Linked DNA regions of Homo sapiens: regions 1 and 3 are each linked to region 2. A link is a contact called in ENCODE Hi-C or POLR2A ChIA-PET data. All regions are on one chromosome and are shown on one strand. The core of a region is the stretch at or near the end of the contact, and the rest is flanking DNA. Distances in the headings are between cores, read along the strand shown.

The links. Hi-C counts contacts between places; a loop is a spot of excess contacts on that map. ChIA-PET counts read pairs that join two places held with the same protein, here RNA polymerase II (POLR2A). Pooled maps may share reads with other maps.
Region 1: a loop to region 2 is called in a pooled map, with 3 times the contacts of the local background. The contact joins the promoter of TGFBR2 here to the enhancer-like site in region 2. A Hi-C loop is called at or near these places in 2 of 168 maps with a recorded cell type or tissue (B cell and OCI-LY7), 1 of 37 single-sample maps with no recorded cell type and 4 of 50 pooled maps. POLR2A ChIA-PET finds 5 or more read pairs at or near these places in 1 of 52 experiments (activated T-cell).
Region 3: a pooled map shows a loop between it and region 2 (2.4-fold over the local background). The contact joins two enhancer-like sites. A Hi-C loop is called at or near these places in 1 of 37 single-sample maps with no recorded cell type and 2 of 50 pooled maps. POLR2A ChIA-PET finds 5 or more read pairs at or near these places in 1 of 52 experiments (AG04449).

Annotation. Positions count from the first base shown.
Region 1 is chr3:30,604,394-30,608,369 of GRCh38, forward strand. TGFBR2 (transforming growth factor beta receptor 2) reads left to right here and starts at 2,208. Exons shown (of 7, transcript NM_003242.6): 1 at 2,208-2,584. The coding sequence starts at 2,491. LOC105377015 (translation initiation factor IF-2-like) reads right to left here and starts at 2,531. Exons shown (of 2, transcript XM_047449400.1): 1 at 1,753-2,531; 2 at 6-1,165. The coding sequence starts at 2,531. The coding sequence ends at 2,091. RefSeq lists a silencer at 2,282-2,381.
Region 2 is chr3:31,210,775-31,214,660 of GRCh38, forward strand. No RefSeq gene overlaps it. Among named protein-coding and RNA genes, the nearest start is that of MIR466, 51 kb to the left of the region's middle. RefSeq lists an enhancer at 1,374-2,573. Within about 2 kb of position 2,082, at least 3 of the 41 ENCODE cell types and tissues checked have a DNase peak (open chromatin) inside an H3K27ac peak, as active enhancers do; they include OCI-LY7, where a contact is called at or near this core.
Region 3 is chr3:30,501,542-30,505,551 of GRCh38, forward strand. No RefSeq gene overlaps it. Among named protein-coding and RNA genes, the nearest start is that of LINC01985, 15 kb to the right of the region's middle. Within about 2 kb of position 1,295, at least 2 of the 41 ENCODE cell types and tissues checked have a DNase peak (open chromatin) inside an H3K27ac peak, as active enhancers do.

The sequences.
Region 1 (3,976 bases), core at 958-3,457, 610 kb before region 2:
TACAATTTTCTTCTAAATCTTTATTGCCTGATTCATTCATTCATCCAACAAATATTTATTAAACATCGATTATGTGTTTGATGCTTAGGGACACAATAGTAAGTGGAGGGAAAGATACATAATACCTGCCCTCAAGAAATTTGGAGTTGAGTGGAGGATAGAAATATAAATTAAAGAATGACACAAATAATTATAAAGTTACAGCTGTTAAAAGAAAAGCATATGGTGCCAAGAGAACGTGTAATACAAGATCTACTCATGGAGGTGAGGGAAAGCTTGCCCATCAAAGAAGTTATGATTCAATCCACGAAGACCAGGAGTTGGCTGGGTGAAGAAAAAAAGGTCAGAGGAAGGAAGTCCACACTGGGGAAGGCTCTAAGCATAAAGGGTAGGAGGATTACAGAGGCATATTCACGAAATTTGGAGAAGGCTTTCAGTAAGCAAGGAGAAGCCAAATGAAAGTTTACGGGAGAGTTGGAGGCTTGAAGACACGTTCAAGGATCTGGTTTTTATCTTCTCTTTATCTCAAGAGCAGTGGGAAGCCATTAAATGATTTTAATCAGAGGGTTGGTATAACTAGTTTTGTATTTTGAAAAGCTGAATTCAGCTCTCGTTTGAGAAACTGAGTGAAAGAGCCCAGAACGGCCGTGGCTGAGGGTGACTCGTGGGAGACTCCTACACAAGCCATGGCAGTGGCATGGGCTGGTGGCAGAAGAGGGAATAGGGAGAAGATTTGGAACTCAATCTTCCTCCATTGACAAAGTCACTCCAGCTTTGGCAAGGCAATTAATTGGTGGGAAAGAAGATGCCTAGCCCTCCTGATTTCACTGCACTTTCTGCATCTTCAACATGAGTACTGGGAAGTGGCAAAACATCCAGAGGCAGCTTGGGTGCTAGGTGGAGCATGAGTTAAAATTCCAGGATGAAGCAAATGAACACTTAGAATGACAGGAAAGATTTGGGAGTTGGGTTTGGGGGAGGGCTATTTACCTTTATTCCCTGGAGACCCTGGCACAAACCCTTGCCTCTGCAATCTTCCTCTCAGGTAAAGGAATTCATTAAATGAATTGCTAGAAGATCTACTGACCAGAGGGCTGTACAGAATCATATCTTTGAGAGTGGGAAGTAGGTTGATCACATAGTTTATTATCCAATCAGGACATATCTGAAAGAGAAAGGGGGTTCTATTAATATTTAAACTACAAAACATGTACACCAGGAATGTCTTGGGCAAATCTGGTTGCCCTAGCAAGAAAGGAAATTTGAAAGTTTATACTGTTCTGCTCCCATGTTACCCCGTTTGCACATGAGAGGGTAAGTATTCTCTTTCTTCACCTGCATTAAGGGAATAAAAGCACAAGCATTCAGGTGACTCCCAACCCACTTTTAATTTTACAGTTTCTGCTATACTCTATACATTCTGAAAATTACATTTCCCACCACTATCACTTCGTGATAGGTGATCATTTACAATTACTCACTGACTCAGTCCCGGGAAGAGGCGGTGCAAAATGGGACGCTCTATCCAGGTGCTCATTAGAAATGCAGAATCTCTGCCTGCCTCCTAGACCTACTGAATTAGAATCTGCATTTTTAAATAAGATTTCCAGGTGATCAATATGTACATTAAAACTTGAGAAAAACCTCTAGACTTCGACCTAAAGAAAAACATTTTACAACTTGACAGTGTATGCACATACATACATGCATATAGACACAACTGAAGCACAAATTTAATGAAGTAGAATTTACCGTTACTATTTTATTTGGGAAAGAAATGTGCTCGCGACTCAATAGATTGGAGTATTCACTCCTGGATCTCAACTTGCAATTTGAAAACGCATCTCTAAAGCACCTAGGAGCAATCTGAAGAAAGCTGAGGGGAGGCGGCAGATGTTCTGATCTACTAGGGAAAACGTGGACGTTTTCTGTTGTTACTTTGTGAACTGTGTGCACTTAGTCATTCTTGAGTAAATACTTGGAGCGAGGAACTCCTGAGTGGTGTGGGAGGGCGGTGAGGGGCAGCTGAAAGTCGGCCAAAGCTCTCGGAGGGGCTGGTCTAGGAAACATGATTGGCAGCTACGAGAGAGCTAGGGGCTGGACGTCGAGGAGAGGGAGAAGGCTCTCGGGCGGAGAGAGGTCCTGCCCAGCTGTTGGCGAGGAGTTTCCTGTTTCCCCCGCAGCGCTGAGTTGAAGTTGAGTGAGTCACTCGCGCGCACGGAGCGACGACACCCCCGCGCGTGCACCCGCTCGGGACAGGAGCCGGACTCCTGTGCAGCTTCCCTCGGCCGCCGGGGGCCTCCCCGCGCCTCGCCGGCCTCCAGGCCCCCTCCTGGCTGGCGAGCGGGCGCCACATCTGGCCCGCACATCTGCGCTGCCGGCCCGGCGCGGGGTCCGGAGAGGGCGCGGCGCGGAGGCGCAGCCAGGGGTCCGGGAAGGCGCCGTCCGCTGCGCTGGGGGCTCGGTCTATGACGAGCAGCGGGGTCTGCCATGGGTCGGGGGCTGCTCAGGGGCCTGTGGCCGCTGCACATCGTCCTGTGGACGCGTATCGCCAGCACGATCCCACCGCACGTTCAGAAGTCGGGTGAGTGGTCCCCAGCCCGGGCTCGGCGGGGCGCCGGGGGTCTTCCTGGGGTCCCCGCCTCTCCGCTGCGCTTGACAGTCGGGCCCGGCAACCCGGCCCCCGGGCGGAAACGAGGAAAGTTTCCCCCGCGACACTCACGCAGCCCGACTCCCGTAGCTGCAGGGATTGTGAGTTTTTCTTGAAAAAGAGAAGGAAAGTTCAGTTGCAAGGGGCGCGGGGCACGTTTGGTCCCCTTTGTGCGAGCAGGAAAGGCGTTGTGTTGGCCGCGTTCGAGGCGAGCCCCCACCCCCGGAAAGGGAAGTTTGAGAAGTTGGTTATCTGAAGGCGGCCGGGGAGCAGCGGCCCGGAGCGGCAGCCTGAGCTGCCAAAGCAGCCAGCGCACCTGGGCCACTCCGCCCATGGCGATGCCGCGTGCCCACCCAGCTCTTTCTGAGCCACCCGTTCAAAAGGCCAGCTCCTCAGTCCTTAGCTCCTGGAGACGGCCACGCTTTCCCTCAGGCCGGCTTCTTGGCCCGGAGTTTTTGGAAACAAGTTTCAAGAAAATAATCGATTTCCAAAAGAAAGTTAGCTGGCTCCACTGACGCCTTGGCATGGATGGATAGGGAGTGGAGATGCTCAGGTGAAACCGAGAATCCCTCACTGAATGCCTACTGGGTGCTAGAGGCTGTAGATTTTGCCTGGAACAAGATAGTCCTGTCTTCAGGGAGTTGATGGTTCTATGCAATTATCGTTTGTTGGAAACCGAAGGGTTAAAATCCTAACTAGGCTACCCACCTGATCGCTGTCTCTGAAGGTTTTTAAGGAAAAAATAAAAATAAAAAAATATATATATATATTATATATATATAAATATATATATAATTATATATATAAATATATATAATATTAATATATATATGCATGCAGGAATGGGGGTTCTTAACTATTTGTTATGGAAAGTGTAAAACCTCTGAGACTTCAAAAGTTAGATTTTTTTTTTTTGGAGACGGAGTCTCGCTCTGTCACCAGGCTGGAGTGCAGTGGCGCAATCTCGGCTCACTGCAACTTTGCCTCTGGGTTCAAGCGATTCTCCTGCCTTAGCCTCCCGAGTAGCTGGGATTACAGGCGCGTGCCACCACGCCCAGCTAATTTTTGTATTTTTAGTAGAGACGGGGTTTCACCATATTGGCCAGGGTGGTCTCGATCTCTTGACCTCGTGATCCGCCCACCTTGGCCTCCCAAAGTGCTGGGATTACAGGCGTGAGCCACCGCGCCCGGCCAAAAGTTAGACTTTTTGCAGCTATGATCCAAATAACAGTATCTGCAGCTGTGGTCTGGGTAACCGAGTATTTGGGCAAGTCATAGAGCTTTTTCTGGGCCTTAGTTTCCTCATCTGTAAAATGGCCAGCTTGA
Region 2 (3,886 bases), core at 832-3,331:
CAGTTAACAAAAACACATTCTAAGAAATCAAAAGAAAGCCAAGGAACCATGCCTGGGAACAACATAACCAGATAGAACCAAAATCAGGTACATCAGACAGTCTAGCCTAAGAGGCTGGCTCTGGAATAAATAAGCTCTAATCATCATCTCTTTGTCTGTGTCACTCTGTTCAAGATTTGCAGAGCCCAGAGAAAGGTCTTCTTTGCTGAGCTCAGGTCTCATGACTGACTCCTGGCTGTACCAGGGCAGTAAGAAGAAGGATCTGGCCAATGAGATGCCTTAGCAGCTGTAATAGAAGGATTCCACCTGCACTTCCTGCCCCAGATGAATTCAGGGCACTGTCACGAGAGGTCATGAGTACTCGGATGCCACAAAGTGCCAAAAATCCATTCTAACTTTTTCTCATTTGATAGTAATTCACTAATAAGCACTTTCTGGTGATGGCCGTTCAGCCAGAAACAGATCCACCCAATTGTCCAGAAACATAGATCCACTAGTTCCACCAAAGATGTGTTGACAAATTGATACAAAGTCTTGTTGAAATACAAGTATATGAAACCTATGGCATTCCTTGAATCTACTGGAACCTAACGTAACTTTCACATTGGCATTTAACCTGCCACACTAGTTACGTAGTGATCCCAAGTTCTTCACTTAACTTCAGTACTCAAGTCTTCTCATTGACAGCAGTGAGATAATGGTTCTAATCTCACATTTTGGTGGGGGCTTTTATAAAGTACTATATAGCTTATTTGCTATCTATGTGCGAGTTACTATATAATGCCTACTGCCTCCTTATAAGCATAGAGACTGAATGGAAGTCCCTCAATTCTGTTTAGGTTTTTTGAGGGCTAAGGAGTTAAAACTAAGGAGAATAAATCTGGAGGGAGAGTTGAGTTGCTCTGCAAAAGAGAAGAAATAGAAATGGAAGACCTTTAGCCATCTAGAGAAACCTGGAAGAGACAGGTGAGAAACAGGACTGTGGGAGAGGGCGAAACCCTCCGCAAAATGGCAGTTTCCTACTAGAATGGACAAATTACAGAACAAAGGCACACTCGAGGTAGCTGAACCCAAGTGGTATAGAAAGCCAACAGGACACACTGACTCATCTACTGGCATTCCCATTCTAGAAAGTAGCAGAAATCTTGGAGGTAAAGCTCTGTGGACCATGGAATTTGAGAGTTAAAGGCAAATTTACGTAGATCTCAAGGGGCAGGAAAAAACCCCACCTGAATTTTGGCCTATATACATTTGCATTCATATACAAGAAGCAATAGAATAGTGAACTTTTCAGTCCTTGGGTGATTTTTGCTGAAGCAGAAAAAGGGGAAAAAAAGTCTCTGTGTTCTGTTATTCCAACTTTGATCTTTTATTCATTCTCTGAGGGCATAAATGATTGTTTATCTATGTTTTCATTAGTAAAACCACTCTTGAGGATTTTTTGTTTGTAGTTGTTGTTGTTTCCTGCTGTGGATTTTAACACAGAGGCCTTTCGTTTTGAACCAAATGTATCAACAACGAGCATCCTACAATTGCCATTTGCTAGATCCCTTTGTTTGTGGGCTCTTTTGCCTTATGTTCATGTAGGGTACAAAATTAATTACAAGCATGAATAGCTTGTGTCTGCTGTGTTGGAGAACCTGAGGTGATAATGGCTGCCACCTACCATACCCCAGAATGTGCCTACCCACAGCCTCTGCAGAACATGTAGCCCCAGGAGGATATGTTTTATACCATGCAGCCTGGCCATTCTGGTCTCAGTCAGGGGTGCAAATCTAAAGCAAGAGCAGCCAAACCATAGCCTCTCCATGACCTCTGGAGTGGCCACAGGTAAAAAGACAAGTTATGGCCGGGTGCTGTGGCTCATGCCTGTAATCCCAGCACTTTGGGAGGCCTAGGCGGGCGGATCATGAGGTCAGGAGATGAGATCATCCTGGCCAACACGGTGAAACCCCGTCTCTACTGAAAATATAAAAATGACCTGGGTGTGGTGGCATGTGCCTGTAATCCCAACTACTTGGGAAGCTGAGGCACGAGAATCGCTTGAACCCAAGAGGCGGAGGTTGGAGTGAGCTAAGATCTTGCCACTGCAATCCAGCCTGGTGACAGAGCAAGACTTTGTCAAAAAAAAAAAAAAAAAGTTATGCCAGTCAGATTCTCTTCCTCAGATATTTGAAACAGGAAATGAGTAAGAGAAGACGATGACAGTGTACATCAAAGAAGGCCATGAAATACCTTTAGAAGCCATGAGGAATCACGAGCAAGCCAGAATTAGGAGAAAGCAAAGTCAATAGCAAGAGCAGAAGGAAGGTAACATAAGAAACTCGATAGCACTGTACTAACCTCAACCTGTTCCTGCCTCAGGTATGAGCACATCCAAGCCATTCCCTTTGCCTACCTTTTACATTATCTCTTTTTCCTCTTCCCATCTCCTCCCTTCTTTGCTTAAAGACAACAAGGCAGAAGAATTAGAGTGTTGCCATCAGAAGTCATGGAAATGCACCATTGCAATTCCCTTGTTTTTCCCTATTTAAGCTGAGCTTTATGAAGGATACATTAACCACATTATCAGATGGAGACATAATGACAAGCCTGCTCTTCATCTTTTCAAAATGCCCAGATGGAAATAATGTCTGAGAATGTAAAGTTTTCCCATCACAGCACTCTTCTCTCTTGTTGAATCTAATTGTAGCACTAGAAAAAGAGAGACTGACTCTTGCAAACCTCCCAGTGAAATGCCAACTGTAACACATCATTAGCTAAATAAGAAACAACAAGGTCAGCATGGTGTGCGAGAAATGGCAATGTTGTACTTGCTGTTGATTCAGAACTGGCGGGTTTGTGAGGAAGGGAAAAATAAATGTGTATAGAGGTAATGTTGGCCAGGTGCAGTGACTCACGCCTGTAAACCCAGCACTTTGGGAGGCCGAGGCAGGTGGATCACCTGAGGTCAGGAGTTCAAGACCAGCCTGGCCAACATGGCAAAACCCCATCTCTACCAAAAATACAAAAATAATAGACAGGCGTGGTGGCACACCTGTAATCCCAACTACTCAGGAGGCTGAGGCAGGAGAATAGCTTGAACCTGAGAGGCTGAGGTTGCAGTGAGCCGAGATCATGCCACTGCACTCCAGCATGGGTGACAAGAGCGAAACTCCATCTCAAAAAAAAAAAAAAAAAAAAAAAAGCAATGTCACTACAGGCCGCCACAATATATAGGTGTGCATGGGAAAATATAGTTGAGTGTATTTTCAGGATGTGGCAAGCGGATGTGGCTCAACCAGAGGAATTTATAGCAGCAAGTAACAGCCATACCACCATAAAACTGCACAGAAGCTACTTTTAGACTTTGAGGATCAAACAGCTAGATTCAAAACACAGATAATAGAATAACAACTGCTGCTTAACAGGGAGTAGGAGATAAAAATAATTTGCTACACTTTGCTAGATTCCACCCCATTCCTCTAACATAGCAATCCTGGGCAGTTAATTAGAGTATGTGTGGTCGCTGCAGATGAAGGGAAACTCTATCAGCGATGGAAGAAACAGTAGACAGGAAATCCTGAGCCAGCCATTAAAATAGGAGTAAGATTTCAGAAGCCAGAGATGAGATACAATAGGAGGTGAACTGAGTTAGAGGAAACAACTCCTAGTGAAAGAAGGTCTCTTTGCCCTAAATCAGTAAAAGGGATCTACATTAAAAATTCGTATTTAATCGTTAACGTTTATTTTAAAATAAACTAATGGTTGTTGTTTCTTATTTAATTAAGAAATTAAAAGAATTTCTTGAAATTAACCTATTTTCTAAGTTCGATGTCAGCCATAATTATTATAGACCAAGAGGCACACACAAACCCACTCCCTCCCCTAACCCATCTCTTAAACA
Region 3 (4,010 bases), core at 45-2,544, 710 kb before region 2:
GGGTTTAAAGCCCAGACTTAAATGACATTGAACTATGCCCTATAAGACACCAATTCAGTTACTAGAGGGGTCAAGGTCAAAGTGGAATGTTTTGTGGAAAGAATAGAGATGTCATAAAACTTATAGAGTTGAGGAAATGAGTAGTTTTCTAGGAATTTTAGAATTCTGAAAGAGATTCTTGAATTTCCTGTTCTTCCTCTTCCTTGTCACCTCTTCCCTGCCTTCATACCCTCAGCCATATATGTGGCTATGGCCCACCAATAAGGATACTGGAGAAGTCCTGTCATAGAAACTCACCAAGAGAGCACTTCCACTTCTCCCCTTGGGTCCCTGCTCTAAGTCTTTGCATCTTTGCTCTTCTGGTTTTGTCACCTGGCTTCTGAAAATTCTTTAGGCCAAAAACTCCCTAGAAGCAGGGTTCAAGATGGGAATTCTTATGCACGTGATCTATTCAGGGAGTACTTCCAAGAGAAATCTATAAGAAAGTGAGAGAAATAGGACAGAGAAGGGGAAAAAACTCTAGGCAAAGATGTGGTTTCAGATGAAATCTATCTTTATTCTTCATCCTTACCCTCTGGAGGGTAAACTGTACCACAGAGCCTGCCCTATCTTAAGATGAAGAAATGAATCCTGTGCTGGTGAGTCATTGGATCAGGGCTGCCCCAGGTGGGAACAGAAGGAGTCAGGACACCAACTCCTGACACTACTGGGCTAGGCAGCTCCTGTTGCCCAAGGACACTTCCCTGGATGAGACTGCAGATGTGAGATGTTAGCAAAAGCACCCACAGCTGCTGGTAAGAGGTAAGCAGAGATTTGGCTGGGACTACAGGTCCTTTGTTTTCTGTTGGCAACTCGTTATGACCTTCTTCAGCTACAAGTCCTGGACAAGTGTGTTGTTTCTGGAAACCTCTGGTCAGTCCAGCAGCCTCTTCTCCTTCACACTCCACCCCAACCTTCCATATTTCCTGATATTATAGTTCTTTGTGAATGCTAAAATCATGATTCGTGACCCAACCATGTTCCTTGTCAGAAGCAAGGTGGGAGAAACAAATTAAGATGTTGCCATTACCACTCCCAGCTAGAACCACAAAGCAGAGACATTGCTAAGTATTTGTATTGCACAAAGAGTTATGCCTGACAGCAGTAAAATAGTAAGTTTTTATTAATGGGAGGGAGAAACTTGGTTATGCCCTTCATAAGAGTCTTAACTATGGGAAGAGTGATTGTGTATCCTTATGGAATGGAGAACAGTGGCCTCTGAGCACCTGCTTAGACCAGGTGACTAGTTCCTCATGACTCAATAGGTAAATGAGATGAACTTTGTGTAATCTTTCATGCATACCATTCATGTGATAATGTGGTAAATGGGTGGGGCTATCACCAGACAAATTTTGTTTTACATTCTAGTTTCATAGCTCATCAGCTGTTACAGCTTGGACAAGTTACTCACTTTTTGGAGACTCATTTATAAAACAGAGAGAGTACATACGTTGCAAAGTTGTTATGAAATTAAACACCACCTGGCACATAGTAGGAACTCAATAAATGAAAGTCATCATTCTCAGATTATTTCCTTCTACAGAAATAAAAACTAGAGGGGTGTGGGTGTTCAAGTGGGTATTGAAGTTGGAGTGGCAGAGAGACAGGGTTGGGGGAGAATATGTGCACTAGTGCTCAATTATTATTGTTCTGTTTAAACACCTATTACTTTATGAAATGCAACAATTTTTACATGAAACGTTATGATTATCTATACTTTAAAGAACCAGAGACCAAGAAATAGTTTGTTGTTTTTTTCTCTGTAGAGATCTGTTGATGAATATTAATGACACTCTTTACTCTCCTGCATACTTGCAAAGCTACAGGGAAACCAACTAATGCAAGTTCTAGGTTGAGGCAGTATCTGAGGTTCTTGTTGATCCCATTTCCCGTCCACCTAGCTCTTTCCAGAAAAGCCTATTCCAACATGGAAAACAGATGAAAATATCAGCTCCTTACTGAGCAGAATCAGTCCTGCCTCCTCCGGATTCTGGGGAATGGACTCAGGTCTTGGGTCTCTACATAAACCCCCAAATGCCAAGACATCTAGCTGTCTGCCCTTCAGTTATGATTCATCATAAGACTGACAGACATCCAGTCAATGTTTTTCTACAAATGACCCAGAATCTTCCTCATTCTTTCAGTAGGCAGATTCTACTTCCTTAGTGACTTTTTGTGGGTGTCATTTGAAAACTGGTATTTGTGCCATATGTCACACCAAAATTTCTCTGCTTGCCTGCATTGAGTATATATTTGCTGACAGTCTTGGGAGTTAAAGAAAAAAGGAATACCTGTTCTTAGGTAAAATGGCCCACTAGAACTCTGCTTTCATTCACCCCATTTTCTTTTCTTTTTTTTGATGGAGTCTTGCTCTGTCACCAGGCTGGAGTGCAGTGGTGCGATCTCTACTCACTGCAAGCTCCACCTGCCGGGTTCACGCCATTCTCCTGCTTCAGCCTCCCAAGTAGCTGACACTACAGGCGCCCACCACCACACCCGGCTAATTTTTTTTTTTGTATTTTTAGTAGAGACGGGGTTTCACCGTGTTAGCCAGGATGGTCTCGATCTCCTGACCTCGTGATCCGCCCACCTCGGCCTCCCCATGTCACCCCATTTTCTAAGCTCTTGAGTCCCTGATTCTGTGAATATAAACTATATTATACCTCTCTGATTCTAAAAATGTATATTAGAATATGAGACAGTGTTTGTCAACTATAGGATCTTCTGATACAGATGCTGATTCATTTGCTCTTTTTGTAATGGTTGCCATAATTACCCTAGTTTACGATAGCTTTATTATATAACAGCTTAGAAAAAAAAAGATTGTTTACTCTGGTCTCAGAACTATTCTCAGCAATTTTCATGGACTTACCTCGTTCGGTCCTCACAACTAAATCATGAGGTAGAAAACTGCTATTATACCTGTTTTACAGCTGATAAAGCTATAGTGTAGAGGTTTAAATCACTTGCTCAAAGTCAAACAGTAAAAAGGGGAGCTGACATTTGATCATGGGGCCAACTGATTCTGGCACATACATTCTTAGCACTTGTACCTTACAGAATGTCAATTGTGAGTGAATTCTATTAACTTTCTCTTCAAAGGCAAGAACACTCTCCAGCTCTAAACGTTTGAGACATACACTTTTTTCTTTTTCTTTTTTTTTTTTTTTGAGATGGAGTCTTGCTTTGTCACCCAGTCTGGAGTGTAGTGGTGTGATCTTGGCTCACTGCAATCTCCACCTCTTGGGTTCAAGCAATTCTGTCACCTCAGCCTCCCGAGTAGCTGGGATTACAGGCGCACGCCACCATGCCTGGTTAATTTTTGTATTTTTTTTAGTAGAGGCGGCCTTGTTGGCCAGGCTGGTCTCAAACTCCTGACCCAGACATACACTTTCTAAAAGTTAAATGAATTAAATTCCAGTCAAGTTTAGACATGTGGTATAATGGAACAGCTGAGCTATGTAAATAGAGTATTGTGAGTTACATTTCTTTGAATACCTACTGTATTAGTCTGTTAGCGCTGCCATAACAAAATATCAACTGGATGGCTTAAACAACAGAAATTTGCTTTCTTGTGGTTCTGGAGGTTAGAAGTCTGAGATCAGATGCTGGCAGAATGCATTTTTCCTGAGGCCTTTCTCCTTGGCTTACAGATTTTCCCCTTCTTGCTGTGCATTTGCATGGTGGCTCTCTGTGCATGTATATGTCTGTGTCCTAATCTCCTTTTCTTATAAGAATACAAGTCATATTAAATTAAGGCCCACGCTAACGATTCTATTTTAATTGGTTACCTTTCTAAAGACCCTGTCTCCAAATACAATCACATTCCAAGGCACTAGGGATTAGGACTTCAACATATTAATATTTGGGATCCACGATTTAGCCCATAATACCTACTAAATACTTGGCACTCTAAACATTTTGGAAAATTCCAAACATTTTGGAAAATAACTTACAAAGGTGAATGAATC